Regions from separate parts of the Mus musculus genome. Here region 1 is linked to region 2. A link is a loop called in an ENCODE intact Hi-C map of the cell type or tissue named here. Cell type or tissue: gastrocnemius. All regions are shown on one strand. Each heading gives the region's core, and the rest is flanking DNA. Links, peaks and the distances in the headings are about the cores only.

Evidence for each region. A loop is a pair of places that touch in the nucleus more often than their neighbours do. Peaks named below come from ENCODE experiments on the same cell type or tissue, not always from the same donor. Only the 100,000 strongest peaks of a DNase experiment are listed, where the experiment ranks them.
Region 1: a loop joins it to region 2, with 3 times the contacts of the local background. A loop is called at or near these places in 24 of 42 quality-filtered maps.

Annotation. Positions count from the first base shown.
Region 1 is chr15:99,594,267-99,598,650 of GRCm38, forward strand. Aqp5 (aquaporin 5) reads left to right here. Exons shown (of 4, transcript NM_009701.4): 4 at 1-563. The coding sequence ends at 54. It overlaps Gm34765 (a long non-coding RNA gene), which reads right to left. Exons shown (of 5, transcript XR_875660.2): 2 at 3,023-3,165; 3 at 2,694-2,780. It also overlaps a transcript of Aqp6 not described here. Among named protein-coding and RNA genes, the nearest start is that of Aqp6, 4.7 kb to the right of the region's middle. In gastrocnemius, for the core only: CTCF peaks have their summits at 1,888 (motif pointing right) and 2,337 (motif pointing right); DNase peaks (open chromatin) are centred at 1,917 and 2,304.
Region 2 is chr15:99,902,649-99,907,032 of GRCm38, forward strand. No RefSeq gene overlaps it. Among named protein-coding and RNA genes, the nearest start is that of 1700121M21Rik, 10 kb to the right of the region's middle. In gastrocnemius, for the core only: a CTCF peak has its summit at 1,902 (motif pointing left); a DNase peak (open chromatin) is centred at 1,933; H3K27ac peaks cover 902 bases.

The DNA.
Region 1 (4,384 bases), core at 92-4,091, 310 kb before region 2:
TGGGAAGATCATAGAGAGGAGCGGAAGAAGACCATCGAGCTGACGGCACACTGACCGGCACCGGGCAGGGGCCAGTCCCTCAGCCCCTGGACCACTGGAGAAAAGGAAGACGAAGAGTTTGGAGCACCTCTCCCTAGCATCCTCTCAGCTGGAGAGGCAGCATTGGATCCCCATGCCGCACACGGGGATGGGATGGGAGCAGAAGCCCATGATGGGACACTTGGGTGTGGGCCAGGGACAGGGCCTCTTTGGAATTAGGCAGAACGACTGCCACAGCTCAGACCTCAGAGATTGTGAAGGCAGTGCCAAGCTCACAGCAGTTCAGGACCATCCCAGAAAGGGGTGATAGCCCTGTTTATCTCTCCAACCCAGTATCTCATGTGCCAAAGCCTTCCCCCAGGTAGACAGAGGGGACATTGCCTGAGAGCTCTTCAGGAGAGAGATAGATGGTTCGTCGAGTGCCATCTTATTTATTTCTGGTTAAGATGGGGCGGAGGATGGGGGGGACGCTGCTGGTATTCGGGTTGGGCGTTTCCCAATAAACCACCAATCTTCATATTGTGCCTTCATCTCCCTCCAAAAGCCTCTTGGGACAGTGGCCAGTCACATCTCCCACTTGCGATGTCACACCCTCACTCATGCTCACTTGAGACTACCAAGAAAACCAGGAGACAAGACCTCAGAAAAGGAAGAAAAGCTGAAGCTCAGGAAGGCTGAGAGGACCGGAGAGCTGGCAGGAGGAGAGATCAAATGTAGAGACCGAAGGATACAGAAACAGCACAAGAGACCCGGAGAGGGCCAAGGGCTAGGAATAGGGTCCACGTCAGAGTCACGCGTCCCTCCCAACCATCCCTTCAGCTATGTCAAGTCCGCCACTTGAGGAGCACCTGAGTGTGCCAGGCGGAGTGGAGAAGTGAGCCAGCCACAGCTCCTTGGGATTCCTAAGGGATGACTGGCCAGAGCTTCCCAAGAGTCCTCACCCGGAGCTTCCTTTTCTGGGTCTCCTGGTGTTGCCAAGAGGCAGTGTGCAGGGGGCGGGGGTGGGGGGAGGATGTTCAGACATTCACAACATTACCCAGCTCCTTCCCAGGTCACTTTTGCCCTTTGGGGGTAGGGAGTGGTCCATCACACCCTCCTCCCCTCCTGTCCTGTTCTTGCCTGCTTCTCCGGGAGGAGTGGGAACCAGATGAGGTAAGGCTGAGGTGCTTGGTTTTGACTGCCTCGCTGTGAGAAACAGGGTAAGGACACAAGACCGCGCAGTTCCCAGAGTCCTGGTTAAGGAGCCCAGAGCGGAAACTAGCCGCTGGCATCCAAGTCTTTTTTGTTTGCTTGTTTTGAAAGACAAGGGTTCTCTGTGTAGTCCTGTCCTGGAACTTGCTTTGTTGACCAGGCTGGCCTTAAACTCAGAGATCTGCCTGCTTCTGCCCCTCAAGTGCTGGGACTAAAGGCTGAGCCACCACTGACCAACCTTGCTGCAACTGGAATGATGGACCCTTATGTTGGTATTTATCTGCCACATGGGTTGCCTTGAGGAGAAAATGAAGCAGTGAATGGAGGGTTAGACACTAGTAAGGACAGCACCTCTGAGAGACGGGTGAGCAGGTCTGCTCTCCAGACACTGCCTGAGTCCGCTGCTCCTCGGCAAATCCTCTCCCTCGCTCCTCAGCTTTGCCTCAGAAGAGTAGGAGGGAACAAGAGTGGGAAGAAACTGCAGACCCAGGTTGGGAGGCTGAACCACTCAGCCCTCCTTCAAAACATCCCGGGGTGGAAAGGCAGAGGAACACTAGATCCAAGCCTACCTGCCCCACTGGCTTCATTGGAAAATCAAGCAACGAGATGGGGGTGGAGAAGGAACTTGCCCTGCTGGCTGCAAGCGCCAGTTCCAGCCAGCAGGGGGCAGACTCGTCCACCAAATCCATACTGAAGCTTTTTCTGGGACTGGGCTCTGGCCAGGCAAGGATGGGGTTCTTCAAGATTACAAGGGTGTCTCGGGCTTAGGTTCCCGAGGCCACCAGGGAGCAGCTTCTCACTAGCCCACTCACTTCACTACCCAGGAGAAGGCTTAGAAGAGAACAAAGCTTCACTCCTCCTTTCAGACAGCTCTGATTTGCATACCCCACTCTAATGGACCCCCAAGGGGTGTGTGACAGGGTGCACAGGGAGCCTACGAGAGACTGATCCTCAGCAGGGGTGGGGCATCTAGCCAGAGGGAGTTACCAACAGGTCTGCAGCTTCCTGCAGGTGACATTTTCCTTGCTGTTGGGTGAGGATACAACCAGGGCTTAGGGCTGGTAGGTTGCAGTGATTGGGCTGTTTGGCCAGCAGGGGGCACTGCGCACCTGCATGTAATGGTTCCTGGACTGACAAAGACCTATGCCAGCACACACACTAATCCTGAATGCCTCTGGGGCTCCAAGCTGTGGCACTGGCTGTCAACTGTGCTTGGGGAGGTTATATCTTCCCTGTGTGTTCCTCTTCTCTCAGCAAGGGCATGCTCATTCCAGGTGTGTCCTAGTGGCGCCCCACCCCCCCACCCCGCCCCCGCCCCTTTGGCCACCACTCACCCTCAAAGAGCCAGGCCAGGCCACATGTGTTCTCCAGCACACCTGTATGAAGCCATACCCAGTCACACATGCTCTGCCAGCTCTCTGAGACACTTTTCCGCCTGAAGATAGAGTGTAGGAAGAACTCACATTCTCCATTTGAAGGCAGTCCCTCCTCCGCAATCTATGCCTCCCTCCGAAGCTGCCAGTTTCCATCAGGGCTGGACAGACAAGGCGCTGGGATAGATGGAAGAGGGTGAGAACTAAACGTGGGCAGGGTGGGCAGAAGGGAACTGGTTAGATGGTTGGGCTGGAGAAAGGATTTGAGGGAGGATCGGATCTCAGCTCAGCCCCCTCCCTGGTCAACAAGAGCATCTATCCGACCTGACCTTGCAGCCTACCAGTGTTTGGTGAGAGTGGGGGGGGGGGGAGTAACTCTGAGCTCCTCTCTTCCCTTTGTTCTCTCTTGCTGGCCTCACCTCCCTAGGGCTGAGAAGGCTCCATCCATCGGAGGGGACATCCATCGGAGCAGCCAGGTGTGGGGCTGGGACAAAAGGCTTCTGAGCTCTAAGCTTGGCACTAGAGTCAGGAACGTCTGGGTCCAGGAAAATGCTGGTTGGGGCTGGAAAAACAGGAACTGGACAATGACTGCCTGCCCTTAGTGGGTAAAAGACCTTGTCCCAGGCTAAGCAGGATCCAAGGAGGCTGTGTCCTATGTGGTCTTGAAAGAAGCCATTTCTGCACTAGGAGCCTTTTGCCTCAGAAACCAGAGCAAGGCTGCTGCAGGGAGCACTTGGCCCTGACCTGCCACGGAGGTCAAGACCCTTCCCCTTCCCGCTAATCTTCACTGCTGTGCCCTGGAGGCGAACCTGATAGCGGTTCTGACTAAAGGCACTTACCAGGTGTCTGCAGCTGCTTCTCCCAACACATGGGCACAAAACAATACCTGTTTTACCAGCAAGGTGCTGAGATCACAGAGGCCAAGCAGTAGGTGAGGGGCGCAGTACACAAGCTCCCATTTGTCTTACCCAAAGCTTTCCACACAGGAACCATGCTGTTGGAACATGCCCCAAGCCAGGCTAGGGGGCTGTGGTAAACGCCCTTCCTTTTATTGGGCTCAACCCAGGAGAAGGCAGAGAAGCAGGCCCCTCGGATGCCCTCATCTGCGGCTCAAGCCTGCTTTCTCTATGTAGCTCTGATTCTGCTGGGAAGGAGCACAAGGCTTCACAGGAGAACTGGACTGAAGGAGAGAGGCAGGAGAAATGCCCTCTCCTGTGTGGAGGAGACTCAAAAGCTCATTTAGAGACACTGTGAGTGTTTGGCCCTCTGTAGTAAAGAGGTCAGGGTGGAGATGGGGGGTGGGCAGGAGGAAGTAGTCTCTCCTGGCAGGTTGGACATAGACGTTCAGACTTGAACCTGAGGTAATGGGGAGCCCCTGAAGCTTTGGTGGGCAGTGGGGTCACATGACCAGTGTGGCATTTTGGAAGGATCTCTGACATAAGAGAAAGGTCACCTCTGTTTAGCACCATGGGCAGCTGGGTAGGGTATGGGCCATGGTTGAGCTGTCAGATGGGAGAAGGCTTGGCTTTCTGAGTACGATGAGGGGAACTCAGAGGGAGCAAGGAGTTTGGGAGGAGTGTGGAAGTCTGAGGGATGGGGGAAACAGGCAGAGGGATGGCTCAGGGAGAGAGACACCTGTGTCAAGCCTGACAGACAGACGACCTGGGTTCAATCCCTAGGACCCACATGGTAGAAGGAAACAACTGACTCCTGAAATGACCTCTGAAATTAGATGTGCACATACTCATAGACACACAATAAAATGAAAATGTAAATAATAG
Region 2 (4,384 bases), core at 210-4,209:
AGCTTTTGAATTTCGATTTAGTGGTGGAGATTATAGCTCAGTTGTTGAGTGCCCAGGGTTGGATGGCTGGTGGGAATGGGGTATCATGCTCTTTTCTATCTTCCTGTCTCTTCATTCTGTCTACTAGGCTTTTCCCTAGACAGCCCCTTCTGTAGATTTGGGTCACATTCCCAGGGATGCTGACACTGAAACAAGGGCACGTAAAAGGAGAGCACCCTTGTGAGGGGAGGAGATGGCAGCTGGTTAACATTTAACCACCAGCTCTCAAGGGCAAGCTTTGATCTGTCGCATCTGACCACTCTCAGTACGCGGACACTTGTGTTCTGGCTCTCTTCTCTGGAGCACAGATGACAGCGGACATGGTACAATGGTCAGGAAAGGTAACTGCCAAGTGTTTGTTACTTTGGTTTTGAATATAATTTACTTAAATTTGACTTTATGGCTGAGCATGGTGTGAGTGTAACCCCATCTGGGCTGTGGACACAAGAGACTCTTGGGTTTCAGGCCAGCCTGGGCTGTGTAGTGAGTTCTAGGTCAGCCTAAGCTACGCTGCAAGCTGAGGTCTACACAAAGTTACAATTTAAATCATTTGAGTTCAGATAATGGCTCTAACAGCTGTGTGTAAAATTTCCAAGTATCTAACACTTGGCTCTCAGGTCAGGAGGAGGCAGTTGCCCGCCATCCCTATCACGGCCTCAGCTGATCACAGGAAGAAAGGTCTGAACAAAATTACTTCTAGTCATTGTATCCATCTTTAGACGAGTCACCTGTTCACCAGACTGGCTCCAAACTGGCTGTAGCTGGCTGAACTCCTTCCCAATTGCTTAGATCACAGGAGTGAGCAGCCAGGCCTCATGAGAACTTTGAAACAGACTGACCCTTCAAAGATGTCTATCCGCTGACAAGGGCTCATTACCTTACGTGAGAAGTAACTGTTGTCAGCCACATCTTGAGGACAAGGGGTGATCTTGGGTGAGGGGTGCTCTTTGCCAAAAGGAAATTCCCAGAGAAAGACCAGCAACAAGCAAGCACGAGGGAGTGTTTTAATCCTGAGCAGCATCAGAGGACACCCAGAGTAGCCCCTGGGGCCATGTACCACCCAGAGTAGCCCCCGGGGCCGTGTACCACCCAGAGTAGCTCCCAGGGCCGTGTACCCTGTGGTTTTATTTCATTTTCCGTTTTGGAACAATGTCTGTCATGCTTTCATTGAAACTTACGGTTCTATCAGGGTATAGTGGAACACAGCTTTAATCTCAGCACTGGGGAGTCAGAGGCAGGCCGGTCTCTGAGAGTTTGGAGCCAGACTGGTCTACAAATCGAGTTCTGGGACAGCCAGTAAGACTTTGTCTCAGAAAAATCCAAACCAAACTAAAACAAAAACTGCCAAAACTTCTGGTTCTTGTGTGTGTACGTAGTCTTTCCTTATTGTAGTTTTAGATATAATACTTTTATTGTTATCATATTTTAATATATCAGATTTTTTAGCCAGCTTTTTTTTTCTTTTTAATATGTTTTGAGATTATAATTATATTGTTTCTTTCTTGCTTTTTCTCTCTCTCCAAACCTTCCCAGCCACCCCCTTCAAATTCATGGCTTCTTTTTTTTTAAAAAAAAATTTTTTTATATATATATGTGAATGTGTACATGCAGATGCACACAGATGCATACAAAGACACACACACACCTACACACTCACACTCCTAAATACATACACAGAACCTGCTCAGCCTGTATAATGTCACTCATTTGTATGTTTTCAGAGCCTACCACTTGGCATTAGAGAGCACACTTTATAGAGTGCTCTTCATAATCAGCTTCCCAGAGATGCGTCTTTGGAGGACAATGGGGACCTGTTTGGAGGGGTTTTCCTCATTTTTCAGCTCAATGGTGCCATCTCCTGTCATTAGAGGGAATAGCAGGTTTCTGGATTCTGACGTGCTGTTGGCAGCTGGCCTGCAGCTGGCCTTGAGTTCTCTAAGCAGTGAAGAGTGACTTCCCTGACCGCTGCCTCCAAATTCTGGGATTGTAGATATCACGCCAGCCTTCTTCCCCTCCTCCATGCCTACTTCCTCACTTCCTTCCTTCTTTCCTTCCTTTCTTCTTTCCTTCCCTCTTCTGTGGTACACTCTCACACTGCAGTCCAGGCTAACCCAGATGAACTCCTGGTTGTCTTTCTGCCTTAGCCTCTGGAGTGCCTGATGTGTTCTTACAACTATGAACGCCTTCTGATTCTCCTGTTTATTGTCAGGAGCAATTATTTTACTTTTCACAGTTCCTCTTCCCCCAAAGAGATATCAAGAACACCACCATTGTTCCTATGAATGGATTTTCCAGCTGTGACTTCTGTTGCCTGTGGCGACATGCTGAGTTTCAGACCAGTTCTGCACTAGTCTCACTGTGGGTTGGGACCTTCTAGGAGTGAGCCACTGTTCACTAATGATTTAGTTTCCGCTCTCCTTTCAACGGTTCCGTGGTCGCTAAGAGTGCCTGGGATTTCAGCTGGTCTCCGGTGGTTTTCCCCGGCATACCGTAGAGGCCAGGACTTACCCTCCTGTGTTAGCTCCATGTAGGTATTTCTCTTTATGTTCCTCCCTACGCTCATGCCAAGATGTGACATCACTTCCTCAAATTTTGTCATTCTGGCAAATCAATGTTTGTTCTTGAATGATTGTCAGAAGATCCACTCTCCAGCGGGCAGGAGGGCGACAAGTTTAAGGCCTGCTGGGACTTCAGAGTGAATTCTAGGCCAGCCTGGGGAAGGTGGTGGGATCCTGTCTCAAAACAAAATAAAAGGTGGACGTGTGGTGCAGGGTGACAAGCGCAAGGCCGTGCGTGCGTTCCATCGCTGGCATGGAAAGGAAAACTGAACAAACAAAATAAACAGAAGCATCTCCCATCCTAAGCCAAAAAGATTCACTTAAACAATTTTTATGTATTTATTTTAAAAGATTTATTTATTTTATGTATATGAGTACAGTGTAGCTGTCTTCAGACACACCAGAAGAGGGCATCAGATCCCATGACAGGTGGTTGTGAGCCACCATGTGGTCGTGGGAATTGAACTCAGGACCTCTGGAAGAGCAGTCAGTGCTCTTAACCACTGAGCTCTCTCTCCAGCCCCCAACAATTTTTATTTTTAAATTGTGTGTGCGCGAGTGCATGTGTGTGTGTTCATATAAGTACAAGTGCCTGAAGAGGGTATTGCATTGCCTTGGAACTAGAATTTCAGGTGACTGTGAGCTGTGTGATGGGTATTGGAAGTCAAGTGCAGATCCTGCAGGTAGGGCATAGTTGCTCTTAACCCCTGAGCCCCCATTCTGCCTTCCTTTTAGTAATTTTTTTTTGTTTTGTTTTTGTTTTTCGAGACAGGGTTTCTCTGTATAGCCCTGGCTGTCCTGAAACTCACTCTGTAGACCAGACTGGCCTCAAACTCAGAAATCCGCCTGCCTCTGCCTCCCGAGTGCTGGGATTAAAGGTGTGTGCCACCACCCCCGGCCCCTTTTGGTAATTTTTATTTCCTGTGTGGAATGGTGTGCTTGTACAGACCAGAGAACAACTCATGAGAGTCAGTTCTCTTCCATGGGTCCCAAGGATCGAACTCAAGTCCCCAGTCTTAGCCGCAAGCACCTTTACCCTCTGAGCCATCTTGCCGCACCTTGATTTTCCACTTGTGTCTTCTCTTTTTGGTTATGTGTATGTGTGGCTGTGTGAGTGTGAGCACAGCTGCCCACGAGGCCAGAGGAAGGTTTCAGTCAACTGAGGTGGAGCTACAGGAGGCTGTGAGAGCCCTGGTGTGGGTCCTGCGAGCCACACTCCGCCACTTGAAGGAGCAGCCGATGATCTTAACCTCCCTTTACAGCTTGAATCCACCAGAAGTTCACCTCGCTGAGTGTGGAGCAGATTTAGCTTAATCTTTGTAGTCTGGTTTGGTGCTCACTGTGTAGCTCAAGCTCACTTCAGAACTCTTGGCAATCCTCCTGCCTCAGCCTCCCAAATTTGTATTATAGGTGTGCGGCCACCACACCCGGTTGGTTATAAAACAGTTTTCTCTACACAGTTCTAAAAAGGGTGTGTATTGGGCTGGTGAGATGGCTCAGTGGGTAAGAGCACCCGACTGCTCTTCCGAAGGTCCGGAGTTCAAATCCCAGCAACCACATGGTGGCTCACAACCATCCGTAAAGAGATCTGACTCCCTCTTCTGGAGTGTCTGAAGACAGCTACAGTGTACTTACATATAATCAATAAATAAATCTTTAAAAAAAAAAAAAAAAAAAAAAAGGGTGTGTATTATGTTTCATAAAAACACAAGTGAGTGCCAACTGCTCTTCCGAAGGTCCCGAGTTCAAATCCCAGCAACCACATGGTGGCTCGCAACCACCCATAA